Regions from separate parts of the Homo sapiens genome. Here region 1 is linked to region 2. Evidence: chromatin contacts called from ENCODE Hi-C or POLR2A ChIA-PET data. All regions are on one chromosome and are shown on one strand. Each heading gives the region's core, a stretch centred on a gene start or an enhancer-like site at or near the end of the contact. The rest is flanking DNA. Distances are from core to core; before and after follow the strand shown.

Region 1 (4,500 bases), core at 1,748-4,247, 220 kb before region 2:
TCCTGCAGACTTGGCATCAGCTCCTCTCCTTCTATGTTCATTCCATCTCCTTCCAGTGTTCCAAGGTCCACATTTGTCCCAGGAATGGCTTCAAGGTAGTCTGGGAAACGGTTCTGCTGTGAGGGCAGGGTGCTTTGGTTGATAGTATCACCTAGTGGAAACACACAGAGATAACAAAGTCCTTTTTGAAAAGCTAACATCAGGGCTGTATCATATGAGCACAGAGAAATGCACAGGGAAAGAAAAGCGCTCCTGACTGACCTAAACTGATACCTAGAATTTATATCAGGTCAAACAACTCACAGATAACAAAATAACAATGCCAAGTTTACTTTTGCTTCAACATTGTTCAGATATCCAATAACAGCTTGATTGCTATTATGTGCTGAGCACTAAAGGAGTCATGAAAAAAATAAAAAAGCCCTTGAAAAATTATATGCAGCAGCGGGAGAAAGAACAAGTACACAACACGACAGCATCACTACCCTGTCTTCCAGATAAGCACCACCATAATAAGACTAAACATAAACATGAGTGGTATAGACCTACCTTGGCCTTAAATATACTTTGGGAAACACTAAAATAGAAAGACTGCAAGAATACTTTATTCTACCCTTAGGAGATGCACCTTCCTAACAGCAAAACAAGCCTTCCCAGAGGGCTTTGAATAAATCCATCTTCCTAGCCTTGCTTCTAGGTTTCCCAAACTTACTTGGCCACAGAGCCTTTTTTGCATATGACAACATTAACACTCCTCAGAGCTTCAATAGAACATACTTTCAGAAAAACTAACATAAACCATTAAGTGCTACAGGGGTCTGGAGAAGAGAGCAATACAGATTAGAGGAGTAAGTAAAGGTGTTGTGTGTGAAATGGGTTTGAAGTGGCTCCTAAGGATGATTTAACATCTAGATAATCAGAGAGGAGGGGTAGTGTGGATTCTAGAAAGCATCAAAGCCAGGAGCTGGATGAATACAGGCACAAAAGCCTTGCTAAACACTTTCAGAATAGAAGCAGTTAGTGAAAGAGTTGGTAGCTAAAGAACAGCTTCATTTCCCTGCCAATTCATGCACTCTGGCAGTTGTCAACTCTAGGGCAATGGTTGCCAGGTAAGCCACAGGAGAAATGCTTCCGTAATTACCCCTGTGAGGCAGGTATTTCTTAGCTCCTGCAAGACCCCTGCAACTATTCTTTTTTTTTTTTTTTTTTTTTTTTTTTGAGACGGAGTCTTGCTCTGTCACCCAGGCTGGAGTGCAGTGGTGTGATCTTGGCTCACTGCAACCTCCGCCTCCCGGGTTCAAATGATTCTCCTGCCTCAGTCTCCCGAGTAGCTGGGATTACAGGTGCATACCACCACATGTGGCTAATTTTTATATTTTTAGTAGAGACAGGGTTTCACCATGTTGGCCAGGCTGGTCTTGAACTTATGACCTCACGTGATCTGGCTACCTCGGCCTCCCAAAGTGCTGGGATTACAGGTTTAAGCCACCGCACCTGGCCTTCTGCAACTATTCTAACAAAGTAAGTGAGCCCCACCTCCTAGTCTTTCCCACCTGGTTTCCTGAGCCCCATAACACTTAAGGTGGACCAAAAACTCTTAGAGAAAAGATGAAGACAAACACTGAATTACATGTAGACATCTCTCAAAATTAAGGACACTAATCTATAAGGAGAGAGATGTTCTAACAGGGTTGTCAGTTTGTCCTGCCAATTAAGATCAACATGCTAACATAAGTCATGTTATCAGAGTTTTATTCAAATAGAGCTAATATATCCAATTTATGATTTTTTTTTTTTTTTTTTGAGAAGAGGTCTCATTCTGTCACCCAAACTGGAGTGCAGTGGTGTGATCACCGGGGCTCAATCCATCCTCCCACCTCAGCCTCCTGAGTAGCTGGGACTACAGGCATGTACCATGACAGCTGACTTATTTTTGTATGTTTTTTTATAGAGATGGGGTTTCACCATGTTGCCCAGACTGGTCTTGAACTCCTGGGCTCAAACAATACACCCACTTTGGCCTCCCAAAATGCTGGAATTAGAGGCATGAGCCACTGCACCCGGCCAATCCATGATATATATTTTTTTAAACTAGGAAAAGACAAGTTACAAATCACCGTATAGAGACAAAGCAGGATCAATTTAATTCAAATTTACAGGATTTTAATTGGTTTTCTTCTGAATCATCTTTGCTTACAATACCTTATGAGACCTGGTGATAACATATCCCACTGTTAAGTCAGGTTACTAAGAGGAATAAAGAATACCAACCTGTATCCATCTCATCCACACTGTTCAGGAAGTCATCTGGGGTTCGAGGGACACTGTAGCTGCTCATGCTTAGTCCACTGTCTGTACTCTCATCTCGAGAGTGATAGGTGCCACTACATAAACATGACAGTTAAAGACCAACACAAAAAATTTTAAAAATCAATTCAAGGTAAAAATAAACACCTGCTGAGCAGCAACATAATTCTCAAAGAGGATTAGTGAAAATTCCTGTCCTGCAATGTCTGAAACAAGCACCCTCCCTCAGGGCCATAGACAGGGCTTGTGCTATGAAGTGAAATAGACAAGTTAATCCTAATTGAAGCTGGCAGCTCTAAGGAACCAAGATTTCTCCTAAGGTTCTGTGCTTGGTGACAATAAGGGACAAAAAAAGATACCCCCAGTTAGTTTTCCTGGCTGACAGAAAATTCTCTGCATCAGTATTCTCCTCTCTGTAATATCATTTGAATCTGGGGGTGCGGAGGAACCCATACAACTTACTTGTCCCAAGGCCTCAATTCTCCAGGTGGTGGTGGCACAGAGACGTCACAACACAAACTCCAGGTGGGCGAGGAGACAGGTCTGCACTAGACTCAAGTTAAATTCCTAGCTATTGTGCAGAGAACATAAGCCAAGGAAAAATCAACCCCAAATAAACCACCAGAATTCCTTTTAGGACTGAGCCAAAATAGGTGAGTCACTGCCAATAAGATAAGAATACTCGTGGCTTGATCTCCTTGCTTCTGTGTTTGGGCGGGGGAGGAAAAAGCCTCAAACACTTCAGTACGAAACGAAACGGGAAATCATATAGCTCCAGTTAAAGAAAAGAGCAAAACAAAAAACTGCAAGGCACATCCCTTGAAAATAAAATGACCCAACACAGATTTTCACTTTAGACTAAGTAAGGTTTCCCAGATTTACATTAAAAGTATGGTAAATATCCATTACCCTGAGAAATAGAACACTTTCCTAAGCTAGTAGCATCTAGACATCAGCTGGCATTCCCTGAGTTCTACTAACTCTACAAAATCTTAGAGAAACGCATAAAATCAAGGCAGCTGTTATTCTTCAATGGTCTGTGTGAGTGTGAACTTCAACTTTCTCTACGGCTTGTACATTTAATAAGCAGCTATTTAACTTACATAAAAGTTAAAAAATAAAAACAAGTTTAACAATTGCTCAAGGCTAAAAGCTCAGTCAATACCCCAACTGCCTTCCCTAAATGATGCAATGCATTTGCCTTGTTCTCTCTCTCCCCTCATTCTATATACTGCCATCACTGGTTTACTCTAATGCTTCTGCCAGATTTTGCCAAGGCTCAAAAGCCTCACACAGATCCAAGAAAACACACATTTGCCTCTGAGACCATTGGTATACAATGCAGCCATATATGAGAAGGCCTCAGGATGTGGTTTGTTTGTATTTTGCCTGCCCTGATCTGGGACAAGAGCCTGGTCCTAGTCATCACTCTATTCGGCTGCTAAGCATGGGACACACATCAGACATTTTAGTCTATTACTGAATAACTGAACTTACAGAGTTGCGCAGAGTTCATTCCAAACCACAGGGGAAGCACATGGGCATTCCTGAGGACAGAGTTTACAGGGCCATTTTCCTGGTGAGGAACTGCTCCCTGCAGAACCCCACTTCCTACAGGCCCCACTCATTCAGTAAACATTCACTGAGCATCTGCTACTACATGACAGGCATTAGACTAGGCTTTGAGGATAAAGAGGTTAACAATCACCACCACCTACAAACAATGTTTTGTGAGAGGCTCACAACTTCAAGGAGGGAAATGAACAAATATACTAATGAATCATATTTAGGGGCTATATGAACTCAGATGTAAGCACAGTGCTTTCAGAACAAACAGGGAGCTTAGAAGTAAAGGGTAAAAGTTTCATGGAGGGGGACATCTGAGTGAGCTTTGAGGGTAAAAGTAAAAGGGAACTAAGGGAACTCAGCATTACTACTAAGAGTCAATGCCAAGGCAAGTTGGGGCAAAAAGTATTTAGAGCTTAAGGAATATACATAAATCAAATAGTAAACAAGGGAAAAACCATCAAGAGGTTTTTTTGTTTGTCTTTTTGTTTTTTGAGACCAAGTTTCACTCTTGTTGCCCAGGCTGGAGTGCAACGGCATGATCTCGGCTCACCGCAACCTCTGCCTCCCGGGTTCAAGCGATTCTCCTGCCTCAGCCTCCCGAGTAGCTGGGATTATAGGCATGCG
Region 2 (3,913 bases), core at 921-3,420:
AGATAACTAGTGTTAAATCCCAGCCCAATACAGCTGGGGAAGTTCTAGGTCTGAAGGATCTGCAAGAAGGATCTGCAGGAAGAGGCAGCAGCATCACTGAGATCTTGTTGGTTCCTGCAGTCTCCTAATGGTAGGAGAGATAGGCACCGATTTGGGAATCCAGTGACCAGGAATTCTTGGGGCTACCCACCCAGATGTTTCAGGGCTCTGGTCTTTTTGTGACAGATCTGCCTTGCCTGATAAATGCCTCTGCAGCTCCTTATTCTAAGTCCTATGATTGCCCCGCAGCTGAGCTCTCTTCCACTGCAGGGTGATAAGGATCTCTTTGTAAGCAATACCACCGCAAGTGCATCCTGGCTCTCATACTTAACCTTTAGTTGTTAACTGCTCTCAGTTTCTCATCACTCTGAAGGTTTTCAATTCAACTTAGTAATAACTAGCTACTGTCTTTGCAGGTGTTAGTCCCACTGCATCTTTTAAATGCCTGGATTCTTGAATTGGCAAGCCTGTTTTTCTCAGGGAATGTTTCCCCAGGTCATCACCTGTGAAATAGTGGCAGTCGAGCCACTACCTTGAGCCAGGGACAATCTGTGACCCACTCTCCACTCAGCATGGGGTTTTCCTTGCCATTCAGTGATTCCATCCCCAATCTCCACCTTTTAGCCTGCTTTCTTGGACTGTTCCTGGTACCAACTATGTCAGTTAAGTTCCTCTGAAAAGCAGATCTCAAGATGGAATTAGAGGTGTATGAGATTTATTGGGAAGAAACACCTGTGAAGGATAAAGGTTATGATGTTATGATGTGTGTCTGACACATGTGAAAAGAGCATGGGAAGGAAGAAGTAGCTCTGAAAAAGGAAGTCTTGCCCAGGCCTATTGAGGCACCCATATGTAAAGACTATCCACCAGAGAAGTCCCTCACTGGTTAAGAATTGTCTGTTTCTGGGACACCCACAATTTTCCACAGTCTTCCACAATGTTCAGTCACTGGGAACAGTCTGCGGGGAGAAAGGCATTGATGTGAACACCATGGTGGATGCAGGAGGTACAGCAGGTAGGGGCTGTCAGCCAACAGTCTCTTTTGCGCAGGTTATCTCTTGAAAGGAAATCTGAGCGGTGCGTGTTCATAACTACCATAGCTATTGTAGCTTGATACAACGCCTGCTTTGCTGTAAATCAGGTTTATTTGCAAGAGTTTTTATTTATTTTTATATGTATTTTGATTTTTAATATGTACTTTATTGATTTTTATATGTATCTTGTGCCAGTACCACATTATCTTAATTATAAGAGCTTTTGCTGGGTGCCATGGCTCACGCCTGTAATCCCAACACTTTGGGAGGCTGAGGTTGATGGATCACTTGAGGCCAGAAGTTTGAGACCAGCCTGGCCAACATGGCAAAATGCTGTTTCCACTAAAAATACAAAAATTAGCCTGGCGTGGTGGTGCATGCCTATAATCCCAGCTACTTGGGTGGCTGAGGCAGGAAAATCACTCGAACCCGGGAGGTGGAGGTTGCAGTGAGCTGAGATAGTGCCACTGCACTCCAGCGTGGGTGACAGAGCAAGATTCTGTGTCAAAAAAAGGAGAGAAAAACAAAAAGTCTTGTTATTTGATAGGGCAAGTACCTCCACGTTAGTCTTCGGACACAGGTGTATCTGGGCTATTCTTGTTCTTTCCTCTTTCACATAAATTTTTAGATCATCTTGTCAAATTCCACAAACAGGCCTTGAGTGTTTTAGTTGGAATTGCATTGAATGTTTAATATCAATGGGAGGAACTGACATGATATTGAGTTTTCAAATCCAAGGATATGGTATATACATCCATTTATTTAAATCTTTTAAAATGTCTTTCAATATTTTAATCTTTTTTCCAGAAAAGGCTTGCATATCTTTTTAAAGATTCAGAGTTGGCATTTTAAATTTGGTTATTTTTGTAAATGGTATCTTTTAAAAAGTTACAAATTTTTTTTTTTGGTCGTTTCTTGCTGGTGTGCAGTCGTGCCTTTCAAAACGGACCTACCTTGAGGCAAAGGGGCCAGGACTTCATGCCCCACATCAACCAGGCATTGGATAAGGGCGGCCCTCAGGGACTGGGTGTGGCCCCGTGTGAGGAGTCTCTTGGCCTGCGGGAAATGCCTGGAGAGTGACTCAGCTGAGAGCTGTCAGCCGCCGACATTCCTGTCAGCTGGGGAAAGACTCCTCAGGTCCTGACGGGACTATCTCAGCAGCAAGCCCTCAGCAACCACTAAATGCCTTCTAATGGGTTAAAGAAATTCTCGTTTATTCATAGTTTTAAAGTTAAATGTTCCTGCTTTGGCAAAAGAAGGAGAGTGGTCCAGCTGTCTTGCATGACATTTGGATCTGGGGTTTAACTGTTTGTCTAACAGACTTCCAACTAATCATTACTGTTTCAGTCTTACCTTTACCCCCAGTTTGCAGAACTACCGGATGACTTTCAAACCTGGGCCTTTCTGGTTTTGCAGGAAAGACTGGCTTGCTTTAGGCTTCCCCTACTGCCAGCATAGGTTTTAGCTTTCTTTGATTATCTAAATCAGTTACCACTTCATCACCTGCTTTCTAACCTTCCAAGTTTTGGCGCTGTCTTCCCTTGTTTTCTCTTTGTCTTGTACTCCCTCCTTTTATTTTATTATTACTTACAACAATTGAGACATCTAGGGTATCTCTTTCTCTGTTTTTTTGAGACAGAGTCTCACTCTGTCGCCCAGGCTGTCGTGCAGTGGCGCGATCTCGGCTCACTGCAACCTCTGCCTTCCGGGTCCAACCGAATCTCCTGCCTCAGCCTCCCGAGTAGCTGGGATTACAGGTGCCTGACACCACGCCTGGATAATTTTTTTGTATTTTCAGTAGAGACGGGGTTTCACTAGGTTGGCCAGGCTGGTCTCAAACTCCTGACTTCAGGTGATCCGTCTGCCTCAGCCTCCCAAAGTGCTGAGATTACAGGCATGACCCACCGTGCCTGGCTGCTATCTGTCCTTTTTAATCCTTGTGATTTAAGTAGGGCTTCAGGAAAGAGCAGAGGTATAATAATGCTTCCAATTGCTCTCTTGCCTGAAAGCCCTGTTTGATTTGGAGATTTATGAAGTATGGGCAAAGCAGGCTGAGTTTGACACATGCTGTTTCTAATGCCTGAAATTACATCCTCTTCCATCCTTGCTTGTCTAACCCATCCTTCAGCCCTCACTTTGGTAGTCACATTTTCCAGAAAGCCTGCCTTCACAGCCCAAGTCCTGGATTAGATGGCCCTTCTAGGCAATCTCATTATAATCTGTGTTCACTCACACTTTGCTGTAATTGCCTGTTTGCCGGTCTTTAAGATCTCATAGGCTAAATGTTTTGATTAGTGGGATTGTATTTGATCTCTATTGGAGTCCCTGGTCCCAAGCATAGAGATGATTTAAGAGGTACTCAGTAAAGTTGTATTGAGTGAATACGTATTACATAGCTTTGAATTGATTTCTGATCAATGCAGTAACTTACAAAGTTCTCACTTTCTGCAAATATTTTTTTCATTCTTTCTTTGCTGGGCTGGAGAAACCAAAAAGGCAAAATACTAGTTTTATTTCCGTGGACATTGGAAGCTTTAACTAATGTCATTTAAAAAGTACTTGGATTTCATCTTTAATATGAAGAGTTAGATGGAGTGGCTGATGTATAAATTTCTTTCTTTAAAATTATTTGAAATTCTTGGAAAGTTTTCTACTTAATCTTTAAAAAAAGGCATTGTAAAAAATCTCTGGAAGAAAGGCATTATGACAACGACTGCATATACAATAAAATATGAGGATAAAATATTAAAAATGGAAAAGAGATTTTTAATGAGTTTTAGGTGTTCATAAATATTGTTTAGGTCATAATCCATTTTAGGAAATATAAGCAACATTGATAA

What was found. Hi-C counts contacts between places; a loop is a spot of excess contacts on that map. ChIA-PET counts read pairs that join two places held with the same protein, here RNA polymerase II (POLR2A). Pooled maps may share reads with other maps.
Region 1: a loop to region 2 is called in a map of endothelial cell of umbilical vein, with 5 times the contacts of the local background. The contact joins two enhancer-like sites. A Hi-C loop is called at or near these places in 2 of 168 maps with a recorded cell type or tissue (PC-9 and endothelial cell of umbilical vein) and 3 of 50 pooled maps. POLR2A ChIA-PET finds 5 or more read pairs at or near these places in 2 of 52 experiments (MCF 10A and WTC11).

The regions. Positions count from the first base shown.
Region 1 is chr11:102,225,353-102,229,852 of GRCh38, reverse strand. YAP1 (Yes1 associated transcriptional regulator) reads right to left here. Exons shown (of 9, transcript NM_001130145.3): 8 at 2,272-2,384; 9 at 1-151. Among named protein-coding and RNA genes, the nearest start is that of BIRC3, 90 kb to the left of the region's middle. Within about 2 kb of position 2,997, at least 7 of the 41 ENCODE cell types and tissues checked have a DNase peak (open chromatin) inside an H3K27ac peak, as active enhancers do; they include PC-9, where a contact is called at or near this core.
Region 2 is chr11:102,009,513-102,013,425 of GRCh38, reverse strand. No RefSeq gene overlaps it. Among named protein-coding and RNA genes, the nearest start is that of CFAP300, 36 kb to the left of the region's middle. RefSeq lists enhancers at 1,304-2,503, 2,789-3,415. Within about 2 kb of position 2,170, at least 6 of the 41 ENCODE cell types and tissues checked have a DNase peak (open chromatin) inside an H3K27ac peak, as active enhancers do; they include PC-9, where a contact is called at or near this core.